Regions from separate parts of the Homo sapiens genome. Here region 1 is linked to region 2. The links are chromatin contacts, found by Hi-C in ENCODE. All regions are on one chromosome and are shown on one strand. The core of a region is the stretch at or near the end of the contact, and the rest is flanking DNA. Distances in the headings are between cores, read along the strand shown. Region 1 holds the start of ZNF519 (zinc finger protein 519). Region 2 holds the start of MC5R (melanocortin 5 receptor).

The links. A loop is a pair of places that touch in the nucleus more often than their neighbours do. Pooled maps may share reads with other maps.
Region 1: a pooled map shows a loop between it and region 2 (6-fold over the local background). The contact joins the promoter of ZNF519 here to the promoter of MC5R in region 2. A Hi-C loop is called at or near these places in 6 of 50 pooled maps.

The regions. Positions count from the first base shown.
Region 1 is chr18:14,128,579-14,135,317 of GRCh38, forward strand. ZNF519 (zinc finger protein 519) reads right to left here and starts at 3,857. Exons shown (of 3, transcript NM_145287.4): 1 at 3,697-3,857. The coding sequence starts at 3,699. RefSeq lists enhancers at 3,044-3,565, 3,468-3,807 and a silencer at 4,058-4,117.
Region 2 is chr18:13,821,352-13,827,904 of GRCh38, forward strand. MC5R (melanocortin 5 receptor) reads left to right here and starts at 2,798. Exons shown (of 2, transcript NM_005913.3): 1 at 2,798-2,923; 2 at 4,376-5,972. The coding sequence starts at 4,415. The coding sequence ends at 5,392. RefSeq lists silencers at 2,467-2,647, 2,613-2,902, 2,913-3,002.

The DNA of each region.
Region 1 (6,739 bases), core at 2,607-5,106, 310 kb after region 2:
GAAGGCAGCCTTCTACTCTCCTACAGAAACTGTGGGAAAGGGTGTATAAACTTGCTAATTACATTTCAAAGCAATAGTTCCCAGGTCCTAGATTAAGACAATTCTGAGTCAAACACACACACACACACACACACACACACACACACAAAACCAAATGACCTATTTAACTGATAAAAATGATTTACATATATTTCAAAGAAGTAGAGAAAGGTTTTCAAACTAAATGCTTTAAGAAAAGAAGAGCAAAAATTCTTCCCTCATTTTAAAGAGAAAGCATTAAGCCTTTTCTTTCTAATTTGTATTTGCTCCTACAACAGCCGGGTCTAAAGGCTTGGTCTTGAACTCATTAACATCTGACTTCTAGTAGGCACTGGATTCAGGCACTGGAGGGATGGCCTTGGGCACACTGTGTACACATGAAAGAGGATTTGTGGGGAAGAAAAAAGCAGAAAAGAGAAAGATGCTATCAAGAACTATGGGTGGGGATGCAGGGCAGAATTGGTTAAGGAACTGGTTTGTGCTACAGATACAGGCTCAGGCAGCGCTATGTTCTGACTTATTCCTGTGTTCATACAATCAGAAGAGATTATGATCAGGTAGTCCAAGAAACCTGGGTTGGTGAAAAAAACAGGTTCCCGATAGAGATTCAGTGTCTACAGTTGAGATAAGCCAGGAGTCTTCTAGGCACCTGTGTATGTTCTTGGCAGAAAACTCTAGGAGGAAAGCTGTTGTGAGCACAATTCCTGAGGGTAAAACTTTGTCGTGGGAGGAGTGTAGCCAGATCAATTTTTAGTGGGTATGTTCAGGAGTGGGTTAGAAGCATGTAGGGGCTGGCAGCAGGGTCAGGGGAGGGAATAGGTTCTCAGAGCTCCTTCACTCTAAGCTCTCGTTCCATCTCACAGTAGGAGGAGACCTGGAATTACAGGACAACGCACAGGGTGACGACAAGCCTGTGTGCAGAACAAAGCCTCACTTCCCTCAGACACCTGGAGTCTCCTTATAGACCAGGCCCCAGTGATGTCTTTCTTCTGACACAAAACGTAAGGAGTTTGCTGAACACCAACCAATTATCCAACACCAACTAGCTGTCCAACACCTCAATTCCAACACCGCCCAGAGTCAGCATAGATCCCACAAGTTCAGGCTAAGTCCCATAACACTGTCCTCACTGCCGATGCCAGTCACATGCCTCCGGATACCCATCTTTATTTCTCAACTACTTCCTACAAATCAAGGGCTTCCACATTCCCCTCCTCAAGCTCAATAATTTGATAGAACTATTCACAGAACTCAGCAAAGCACTGTACTTACATATACCAGTTTATTATTGAAGATACAGCTCAGGAACAGCCACATGGAAGAGATGCATAGGGCAAGAAAAAGTGGTGGTGAAAGCTGGGGCAGGTAGGTAATTCTGCTAAATAGCTGTGACAAAAAATTCCTCATGCTTTTTGTTCTCCGAAATCAGCTTAACGAAAAGAGACACCCTTCCCATTGTGACTTCAATAATACTCTCTCTTCTTTTTTTCTAAACCTATCACAGAGTCAGACATGGACCACACATTTCCATTTTTTTCTCATATACAATTGGCTGAACAATTTCATCTCCGATGGTCAAAAAAAAAAAAAAGCCTATTTGTTCAGATCCCTGAACTTTGACCTATTCTCAGCCTGATTCAACATTCAATCTCTCTTTATTAACCTCCTAAGAAAAAGCTGACTTCAGGGTTGAACGCTCTCTGATTTAGAATCTGATTTTGCCACACTTCATTCTGCCCACCCTCTCTCACCTTCCTTCTAATCTTATTTGCTCTTTCCAACTTTTTTTAAAAGCCCTTTTCTGCCTATCCTTTGAGATCCAATTTACAGTTAATTAAAAAAACCGAAGTTGAAATAAGTGAGCAAATCTATACAGGGGGACAAACTCAGGGAGTGGCAGTGCTTTCTGGAACAGGGACATATGACTCAAGTGTCAAATCAGGCCACCTTATCCCTTGGGACTTTCTATCACCCCCATACTCCTCACTGAAGTGCTCAATGCCCACCCTCCCAGGAGACACTGCACTGTGCCCCACTGTGCTTTTTGCTTTGCAGGTTCTTGCACTGCCTCCCTGGGGTGGGTTTTTCTTGTCCTTCAGGTTAGTTTCTCTCCCTTCGCAAATATAAGACAATTCAGAAGACAGGAATAGTCTATCTTTTTCTCTGAATACCAGCATCTGATTGGCTGACAAGCAATGTGTTTCCATGGAATGAAAACTGGGGTTGGGGGAAAAAAAAAAAAAATCTTAAAAATCCCAAGGGATTCTTTTTTTACAGGAAGGGTAAGCCTGGATATTTCTCTCACCCCCAGGGCATTCAGCTGCTCCTTTGAGAAGCTGCACTCCCATCCCTCAGTGTGTCCTCTGGAAGATTACCAAAGGGCTGCTATTCACCAGAACTCCCAAAATACATGGCTCTGGTTTGTATCTTGGGCCATCTCAAGACAGTTCTAAAACTCAGGACTAGAAAAAGGCCCGAATGTGGCTAAGGAAACATTGCCCCATAAAGTTTCCCAACGAAAACCTCAATCCCAAGATGGCCTAATAAGGGCGTTTGTGCTAAGGGAGGATACAAGGAGAAACAGCAGAAAGATTTTTTACAGTTGAGTGCCAGGGGATTATTTTCTGCTTTTTTCTCATGTGAAATATTTGTAAGTAGAAAATAAGTATTTTACAAATTGCCATCCACTGCTCTGTGAAAAAGTGATTAATTCAAATACTGTTTCTGAAATGTGCAATAAAGGACAAAAACAGTTGATAATGTATGGGAGCGTAGAAGTTGGCTTTGGGGAATGTCAGCAAGAAACCGGAAATTTAAGATTTTACTTCAAGCCAGGTTAGGCTGGCAGAACAGAGTAGTGGATGTGAGACCCTGCTTGCCACACATTTGGAAAATGCAGGCGAAAACCAGTGTCTTTGATTAAAGTTAAAATAATTACATAGCAGTCATTTAGACTGAAGTGGCTCTAGTGGTCTAGGCCTCTATGTAAAAAAAGAAATCTAACTCAAATGCATTTTTTTCTAAGTTACTACCTTAGGAGGAAACGAAATTCAAGCTTAAACAACTACAAACCTCCAATTAATCCCTGATTACATAACCAGGAAATTTCCACCCAGACACTCCAAATAAAGCGACTACATAACTGTACCCAATTATTTAATTGTCTTTGCTTCCTCACACACCTTATACAAGCCTTTCTTTCAAGACCTTCTAGTAGCCCCCCAACCACAAACCATTGCTGAGCGCTGTCCCATTAATTAATCACTGTTTACTCATATAAGCTGTCTATGTTTTAATGGCGCCTCAGTCTAATTCCGAACAGGGTAAGGTAGGGACGGGGGACCCCACGGACCACAGCTCCTTCCACGCAGGAACCCTGCACACCGAGTCGGCGTCTTTCCGATGACTTTCGCCTCATCACCTCACAACCTGGGGAAGATGCAGGGCTGCGGGCGCAGAGCTGCGCAAAGAGGGCTACAGGCTGGGGCCAAAGCCGCCGTGCAGGGACAGGACAGGACGCCCGGAGTCCCTGCACCGGAGGGGACTGAGGGCTGAGCTGCAGACTCGACTCGCAGACTAGGTCCCGTCACCGCCATGTCCAGCCGGTTCCAAGGAGCCCCCTCCCCAGTCTCGGTACGCCCTGCCCCCCACACTCACCATTTCTCGGCTTCAGGGGTGTCCTGGAGTCTTAGCTATAAATCATTCAATGCCAGCAGGTCACAGAGCGACGGAGTGAGTGGCAGAATCACCGAAGTCTCCCGGAGCAGAGGACACAAGGCAATGAAGCCCTAACCCCGCGCTCTGGCTGAAGTGAGACAAAGGCCGCGCCAGATTCCGGAAGCCGCCCCTTCCTCCCTGGCTGCGCGCCTGATTGGACAGTTCCCACCCCAGAGCCCTGATTGGATAGTAGTGCAGGCACCGCGACCTCAGGCCTTGCGTGTCAGAAGATGCTACCATACACTGCACGGAATGAGCCGAGAGTGACAGGCTCTTGGCTCCAGTCACTTTCAGGCAGGGCTTTCTGTCTGTGCTGCGCCTGGCTCTGCCCAGGGGTCATTTTTTTAGCATTGTGGTGTATAACGTTATGAAGGTTATGTTCGTTTATAAAACACACACACACGTTGTTCACAAATGGAAGCAATATAATGACAATTATTTAATATTTCAGATTTCATAACCTTTCTGGCCGCCGGTCTTTGGAGTGGGACACCTAAGATTTTAAGAGAGAAGCAATCCTCTAAAAAATAAAACGTTAGCTATTGTGAATTTTAAATGTCTTATTAGCCAGATCAAAAATAGTAATAAAAAGAGTCCTGACATGGTGGCTCACGCCTGTAATCCCAGCACTCTGAGAGGCCAGAGGTCAGAAGTTCGAGACCACTCTGGCCAACATAATGAAGCCCTGTCTACTAAAAATACAAAAATTAGCCGGGCATGGTGGCGGGCGCCTGTAATCCCAGCTGCTTGGGAGGCTGAGGCAGGAGAATCGCTTGAACCCAGGAGGTGGAGGTTGCAGTGAGCTGAGTTTGTGCCACTGCACTGCAGCCTGGGTGACAGAGCAAGACTCCATCTCAGAAATAATAGGAATAATAAAAAGAAACAAGTGAAATTGTTTGTAATACTCTTTAAGCCATTATACCCAAAATATTATTTTTCATGTGTGGTCAACAAATAATTATAAATATTTTGGATCTAAATCTTTTAAACTCGCTGTGTATTTTATGTTTGCAGCACATTTTACTTCAAACCAGCAGCCATGAGGGCTCTGATGCTCCGATCTCAGGGAGGTGAAGGCCTGAACACCTCTTTTTTTTTGTATTTCTAGGCTATTTATGATTTTTAACACAGACTAAATCAAATTACTGTGCCTGAAAAATCTTTTGCTTTGAAGGCAAGTGACATAAAGACAGAGCTGCTGATATTTTTTCCTGCTGCAATTTAGCCAATCAGCAGAATATGCTTTGAAGGGTAAAGATGTTTTCTAAGACCCCACATTCAGGAGCAGCTATGGGGCAAATCCCTAAAGCACACATAAAAATCACATACAGCCAATGTATTCCTCACCCTGAATCAATGCTTCTCACCCTTGGCTGCATATTTCAATAACCTTGTAGAGGAGTGTTTAAAGTCTTCAAACCCAAGTTGCAATGGGGTAATTAAGTCAATCTCTGGAGTGAGACCTAGGCAACAGTGTGATTTAAAGCTCTCGGGTGATTATAGCACACAGCTCAACTCCCATGTTACTGCTTTAAACCAACATCTTTTGGAGAGCCAGTTGAAATTATTTCTCAAATTAACATAGAAGTGTTTGCTGCTGAGTTGCGGCCTTTCAGTCTTGATTACTTACTTTCTATCCTTTGCAGAACTGACCTCTGCTACTTGTTTTGTTTCTGATTCACACCAGTTCCACACACACTGAGTGCACACTACGTACAGGGCCCTGTGCTAAGTGTCCTGGCCGTGGTGAGTACTATCGTGGAGGAAGGACTTTGCTGTAAAAAATTGCATTCCCCAAAACTACAACCATGCTACTTACTCAATTGAGGTAAAAATGAAAGATCGAGGGGGACCCCCAAGAGTCAGGATGTGAATAAATACCTTGGAATATTAATACCCATCTCATGATGTCTGACACTAAATGCCTCACTTTCAAACAAAACAATACCAAACATTGCTATTATTCTGTTAAGATTAAATATGTAATATTTAAATTTTATTGAATGACATGCATACAGAAATATATGTCCAAAGCATTAACATAATGCTCAGTAAATTATTACAAACAAATACATTTGTGTAGGCATAGGATAGAACTAGCCTTGTTTCTGCCACACAAACCACTTTCTCTTTTCCTCCCCTCCAAAAGTAACCACAATCTTAAGAGCTAATGTTGTAGATAAAGTTTGTCTTTTTATACAATTATTTTATTAGAGAATATTTTAAACATATATGCAATAAGCAATGTAGTATAATAGACTGATGCTCAGCCTAAACATCTACTAATTATGTGCCATTTCTGTTTAACTTCTACTTCAACTCATTCCCCATCCCCACTTTATTATTGTTTTTAGTTATTTTCTATGAGATAAGATGTATATACATTGAAACATACAATCTTTTCTGTACCTTTTTAACAAATAAATACACTCATATAACCTTTTCCCTTTTAATTATAGAATTACCCCCACTTAACAATTATTAATATGCATGTGAATCACCTGGGAATATTATTTAAAAACCTGATTTTGATACGATATACTTGGGTTTTGCCTGAAAATCTGTATTTCTAACAAAATAGAGATCCATAGAGCACATGGTAACTACAAGGTGTCTTTTATCTAAAGCGTATAAAATTTGATGAATAAAATTAAGAAAAATTGAGCTCAGGTAAAAGAATACATTAAAATGAATATGCAATATGCTATCTATAGGAGATTTGGTTACTAATGACTCACATTCATAGGTGGCCTTTACAGAATTACCCAAAATGAGTCATTTACACACCAAATGCACACAATTTTCATAGCTTCCCATTAAAATTATATTTAATGCCTTTACAAAATCTAACTCAGCTTTCTTACAAAATAAGTAACAACATTTTATATGACATTATAAGTTCCATCTATATTAAACCTAAACTTACATAATTTTATTAGGTAGGGTCTGTGTGTCTACCACCCAATATTCTTTTGGGTTCCAC
Region 2 (6,553 bases), core at 1,548-4,047:
GAGAACCCAGGCCGAGACATCCAGTGTCCAGCTAGATTTGACCCTTGCAAGCCTTCACAGATATGACTCCACGGGTTGTCTCTGTGCACTCGAATTGAGAATCCTCTCTGTTGTCATTGTTCAAGAAATAAAACACCTGGGTTGTTGCATGTTATGCTGGTCTTTGACAGGGAAAGGAACATTCCTTCCTGGGTGGCTCATGTCATCGTGTGTGTTCAGCATTGTCATTAGGCTGCTGTTTGGGAGAAAGTTTCCAATGACAGGAACAGTTGAAGAGCTTAGTCTCTATTCTCTTAACTCTATTAACCTTAATTCAATTATTTTCCTGCAAGAAACCGAGAATTCCTACATCACCTAAGGTGTTTCAGAATATAAAAATAATCAAAATATTTCCCCAGTTTATTAAACAAAGTTAGGGTAACTTATATACCAAAATCTGATAAAGACAGTATGAAGACAGGAACACTGCACATCAAATCCAGCAGCATTTTAAAAGAATAATGCCCGGTGGCACCAGGGCTCTCAGGGAGGCTGCGTCCTGCCGGGGAAAGTGCTTGGGCTCTGAGTCAGTCGGGGCTCAGCTCTCTAGCGCTGGAAGCTGGAGCTTGCTAAGTCACCTCTCCCAGCACCGGCTCCTTCCATTGCGAGAGGAGAAACCCACTTCTAGGGTTTCGTAAAGGTTGAGGAAGGTAATTCCTGTGCAGCACTCAGGGTCACCCCTGCACATAGGGCCCCTGGGCCAGCCGCCCTCACCACTGTGGGAGGCCGCCTGCTGTGGTCCAGCTGCTCATCTTGCACAGAGCCCTCCATTTTGAGCACTTTCCTGGGACACCAGGACCTTTTGCAGAGCCCTCTCTGATCTGATCTTGGATGTGAGGACTATATGTGGGAGTGCTTGACCCTGCTGATGTTTTCAACACACGGAAATGGGTTCCCTCCCTCACACCACATTCCCAATATGTATTCTCAACATTCAGAACCTCCTTCTAGAATTCCACCCTGTGGCTCCCAGCACGGCTTGGGACTCCAGTGGCGTGAGGCCAGCCAGACTGTGGTCCCCACACTTGAAATACTGGAAGGTTGTGATCATCTGCAAAGCCCAAGGAAAGCTCTGGTAGTGATATGGCCCCGTGCATCCTGCCCTGGCTTGCAGGGCAGTGGCACTTCTGCTTATTGTGAGTATAATGATTCTTTTGGGGGTTGAAGGTCAGTTTTAGGTGTCAGAGAAGGAGTGGGGTCCAGAAACTATTGCGAAAGGCCAGGATATTTGGTGAGAGGACATCCTTTGTTCTTTTTTGCTGGAGTAAGGAAAGCCTGTGTGGTTGATAAAGCCTGGCATGGCATGTGTAGTCCTGGAGGAGGGGTGAGAGCCTTGGGCAAAGAGGGGCGTGGTAGGGCCACAGATGAGGGCTCCCAGGCACTGGGCCTCCTTCCCAAAGAACAATCATCAGGACATCCCAGAGACCACTGTCCAGGAGAAACGGGGTGACAAGCCCTCTTTGAGCTCGGGAGCATTTTAATCAGTGCTCAAGAGGAAGAGAAAAGAAACAAAAAGTGCAACCAGCCAGAAAAACAACCAAGCAGCTACCCACCCAACCACCCATCCACCCACCCACTGACCCAACCAACCACTCCCCCACCCAACCACCTATCCATCCACCCACCGACCCAACCAACCAACCAACCAACCACCCACACAACCACCCATCCACCCAACCCACTGACCCAACCAACCAAACCAAGCAACCACCCACCCAACCACCCATCCACCCACCCACTGACCCAACCAACCTAGCAACCACTCACCCAACCACCCATCCATCCACCCACTGACCCAGCCAACCAACCAACCAACCAACCACCCTCCCAACCACCCATCCACCCACCCACTGACCCAACCAACCAACCAAGCAACCACCCACCCAACGACCCACCCACCCACCCACTGACCCAACCAACCAACCAAGCAACCACCCACCACCCACCCACCCACTGACCCAACCAACCAACCAAGCAACCACCCACCTACCCAACCAACCCCCACTTACCCAATCAACCAACCAAGCAACCATCCACTCACCCAACCAACCACCCACCCACCCAAGCAACCAATCAACGAACCAAGCAACCACCCACCTACCCAACCAACTACCCCCCACCCACCCAAGCAAGCGAGCAAGCGAGCAAGCAACCAAGTAACCATCTACTCACTCAACCAAGCAACCACCCACCTACCCAACCAACCAATCAACCAACCAAGCAACCACCCACCTACCCAACCAACCAATCAACCAACCAAGGAACCACCCACCTACCCAATCAACGAACCCCCCACCCAACCAGCCAAGCAACCAAGTAACCATCCACTCACCTAACCAATCAACCAATCAACCAATCAGGCAACCACCCACCTACCCAACTAACTAACCCGTAACCACCCAACCAACCAAGCAAGCAACCACCTGCTCACCCAACCAACCAATCACCAAACAAGCAACCACCCACCCACCCACTCAACCAACCAACTACCCAACCAAGCAACCACTCACCCAACCAACCATTCAACCGACCGACCGACCGACCGACCGACCCACCGACCCGACCGACCAACCAACCAACCAAGCAACCATCCAACCATTCAAGAGTGTGTTCGGGGGGATTTTCGCTCGGGGCTGACGCGGTTCTCTGGCCGCTGTGCCGTGCTGGGCCACTAGGTGGCAGCGGAGGCCGCCCGGAGCGACAGCCGGCGGTGCGGAGGCGGGCCCGGCGCGGGCAGGCAGGAGGCTTAAAGCCCCGCAGAGCCGCAGCCGCCTAGCTGGGGGAGAGGCCCGTCCGGGGCTGGCTCTGAGCGCCGCACGGCCGTCGGATCCCGGGGACGCCGGGGGCCCGGGCTGAGCGCCGCGGCCCGCGAGGAGGAGCACCGGTAAATAGCCACAACTTTCTATCTCCTTGAGATCCTGAGAATAAATGCAAAATCGCGCTTCCGCTGCATGTGGAAGTGAGCGGGGCGGCAGCTAGCTTGCCCCGTGAGTTTTTAACACAGCTCGATATGATGTTTAGTATAATTGCATAATTTACCGATATATCTGAGCTGGAACTCAGCTGTAACAAATGATTGTAGTTCAATAAATGCTTAGATTACCAATTTTTTCCTTTTTTATTTTTATAGATTTAGGGGGTACAGGTGCTGTTTTGTTATATGGATGTATTGCATAGTGGTGGAGACTGGGCTTTTAGTGTAGCCATCACCCCTATAGTGTACATTGTACCTATTAAGTAATTTGTTGTCCCTCACCCCCTCCCTCCCTCCCAAAGTGATTACAAATATTAATGATGACAGTGATGACAGAAATTCTCTCCAGATGTGATCTGAGTTTGGAGGGCAAAGGGATTTTTGAAAATGAATCATAAGAGAGAAATTTTGCAACAAAGGAGTGTGGTACATTTAAATTGCTGTTTTTTTTTTTAAATACTGTGCTCACGCGGACCTAATAAACTATCAAGCAGACCTCATGGAATTCCACATAATGCAGAAGCGAGGGAAAAATAGGTATTGAGGGAAAAGCAGCACTGTTTTCCTCAATTTTAACACGTATGTGCAGCCTACACTTACAAACTTAAGACAGTAGCTTTTAACATGTGACTTTGCTCAGGGTAACAGACCATTCTGGTTATAGCCTTACTTACAGCTGTGGAGGCTGAATCCTGATGGGTCTAAGAAGTGTCAGGACAAGTGTTAGGGATGCACCTGTCTGTCTGTCTTAAGGGAATACGGGTCTGGGCAGTCTTAAATCGGAGCTCCCTTGAGGAGAATGTCGTGCAGTAGCCTTAGGAATGTGAACATTGGGAGACTGGCTGGGATTTTGTAGGTTATGAGTTGGGGACACTTATGATAGTGAACTTGAGCCCAGGAGAGAAGCCATAAAAAGTGAAACTGTCCTGGGCACTTGGAGGTGAGTGTCTCTCTAGTAAGATGCATGTGAAAGGCTGGGAGCTGAAAGCAAGGAGAGCAGAAGAGGCTGGTGAAGATTCTAATCTGCGTGTCCAGGGGCACTCTTCCAGGTCTCAGGAACGCAGGTCAGAATGTGCAAGCCAGCTGCCGGGCACGTGGCTCACCCCTGTAGTACCAGCACTTTGGGAGGCTGAGAGAGAAGATCGCTTGTGGCCAGGAGTTTGAGACCAGACTGGGCAACATAGGGAGACCCTGTCTCTTAAAAAAAAAAAAAAAAAAGGACTGAGTGAGCCGAGCCCAGTCCTCTGATGCACTGTGTCATTCATCCCCTTTCTTAGGCTGTGTTGGTTCTAGGCTAGCTGCTGTCTTTCTTTGGTAGGCTGCTAACCTCTTTGGATTGTGAATTTAAAACATGTTTTACAGTAAATTTGCTGCCAAGACAAGAGGTGTATTTCTCCAGCAATGAATTCCTCATTTCACCTGCATTTCTTGGATCTCAACCTGAATGCCACAGAGGGCAACCTTTCAGGACCCAATGTCAAAAACAAGTCTTCACCATGTGAAGACATGGGCATTGCTGTGGAGGTGTTTCTCACTCTGGGTGTCATCAGCCTCTTGGAGAACATCTTGGTCATAGGGGCCATAGTGAAGAACAAAAACCTGCACTCCCCCATGTACTTCTTCGTGTGCAGCCTGGCAGTGGCGGACATGCTGGTGAGCATGTCCAGTGCCTGGGAGACCATCACCATCTACCTACTCAACAACAAGCACCTAGTGATAGCAGACGCCTTTGTGCGCCACATTGACAATGTGTTTGACTCCATGATCTGCATTTCCGTGGTGGCATCCATGTGCAGCTTACTGGCCATTGCAGTGGATAGGTACGTCACCATCTTCTACGCCCTGCGCTACCACCACATCATGACGGCGAGGCGCTCAGGGGCCATCATCGCCGGCATCTGGGCTTTCTGCACGGGCTGCGGCATTGTCTTCATCCTGTACTCAGAATCCACCTACGTCATCCTGTGCCTCATCTCCATGTTCTTCGCTATGCTGTTCCTCCTGGTGTCTCTGTACATACACATGTTCCTCCTGGCGCGGACTCACGTCAAGCGGATCGCGGCTCTGCCCGGGGCCAGCTCTGCGCGGCAGAGGACCAGCATGCAGGGCGCGGTCACCGTCACCATGCTGCTGGGCGTGTTTACCGTGTGCTGGGCCCCGTTCTTCCTTCATCTCACTTTAATGCTTTCTTGCCCTCAGAACCTCTACTGCTCTCGCTTCATGTCTCACTTCAATATGTACCTCATACTCATCATGTGTAATTCCGTGATGGACCCTCTCATATATGCCTTCCGCAGCCAAGAGATGCGGAAGACCTTTAAGGAGATTATTTGCTGCCGTGGTTTCAGGATCGCCTGCAGCTTTCCCAGAAGGGATTAAGCACAAAGTGCTCCTCTCTGTGGCTCTGTTCTCCTTTGTTTGCTCACCTATGACAAAGCGACAGCCAAGGGGTAGGCGGGAGTGCTAGCATCCCATTTTTCTCTTTACCAGCTCAGACATGGGCCTAAGAGGCTCTCTCTGTTCAGTTCCTGGTGATTATGTCCAACATGCAAGGGTTGCTTATCCACTCTGGGGACAGTCATGACAATTTCTTACTGTCCTTTTGTGTCCTATGGTTTCTACTGCTCCCACCCATTTCTGGGGGCCCCATCCACCCTCCACCTAGCAGGCATGTGCTCGGGGAATGCACAGCACCCTCAGTGCAAGCCAGACATGATGAAACACGTATTGTGACGCGAAGAAAACCGTGATATCGACGCCAGGTGGGATTGCTTCTTCTCCCCAGAAGCAGGTCCACACTCTGCTGGCTGCACTCTGAGCTATGCATGCTTTTCAGGGAAGAAAAGAGTGGCCAGATTCTTTCCATCAGAAGCAATCTGTTCATTTGTTCTGAAATGTCTTCTTTGCTCCCCTTGCCTGAACTTTTGATTCATGGCTTTTGTTCATAATTGTCTGAATAATTGTACTTCTGTCAATCATGGTGTTGCGCTTACCCAGACATAAAACCTTATGCTAGAAACCCTGCCTCATGTGCTGTGGAAGACTCTGTGACTCTTTCTTACTGTCTTATTTGGGCTCAATCTGGGGTTTCCAAAAGGATGACTGGGGGCATTACAGGGGCTCAAGGAGTTCAAGGTGCCCAGTGCTGCAAGTAGCACACGTCCACAGCCAGGCTTGCTTTGAGTGGCTCACACCGGATCTGTGTTGGAGTCTGAACTCTGGCCTGTGTACTTGGAGGCATGTCAATCTCATTTCAGCAGCCAACAAAGGTCAGGGCCCAACCTATAGCCCAGGGAGCCCCATCTTCTCCCAACCTAGACTGGAGCAGAGAAACCCGAGTTCAGGTGCTAATTCTGCCTTTCACTGCTGTGTGGCGTGAATCATCTTATTTCAGGTTCCACATCTGTGCTGACTGTACACGATGGCCATGAGAACTGCAAAATTGTGTGAGCTTCTTGTAAATTTGTAAAGCACTATAGGGTTTGCTTTTTATTTTAAAGAAATGCTCGGATTAGAGGTGTGAGCCAGAGGTTGCAGTGA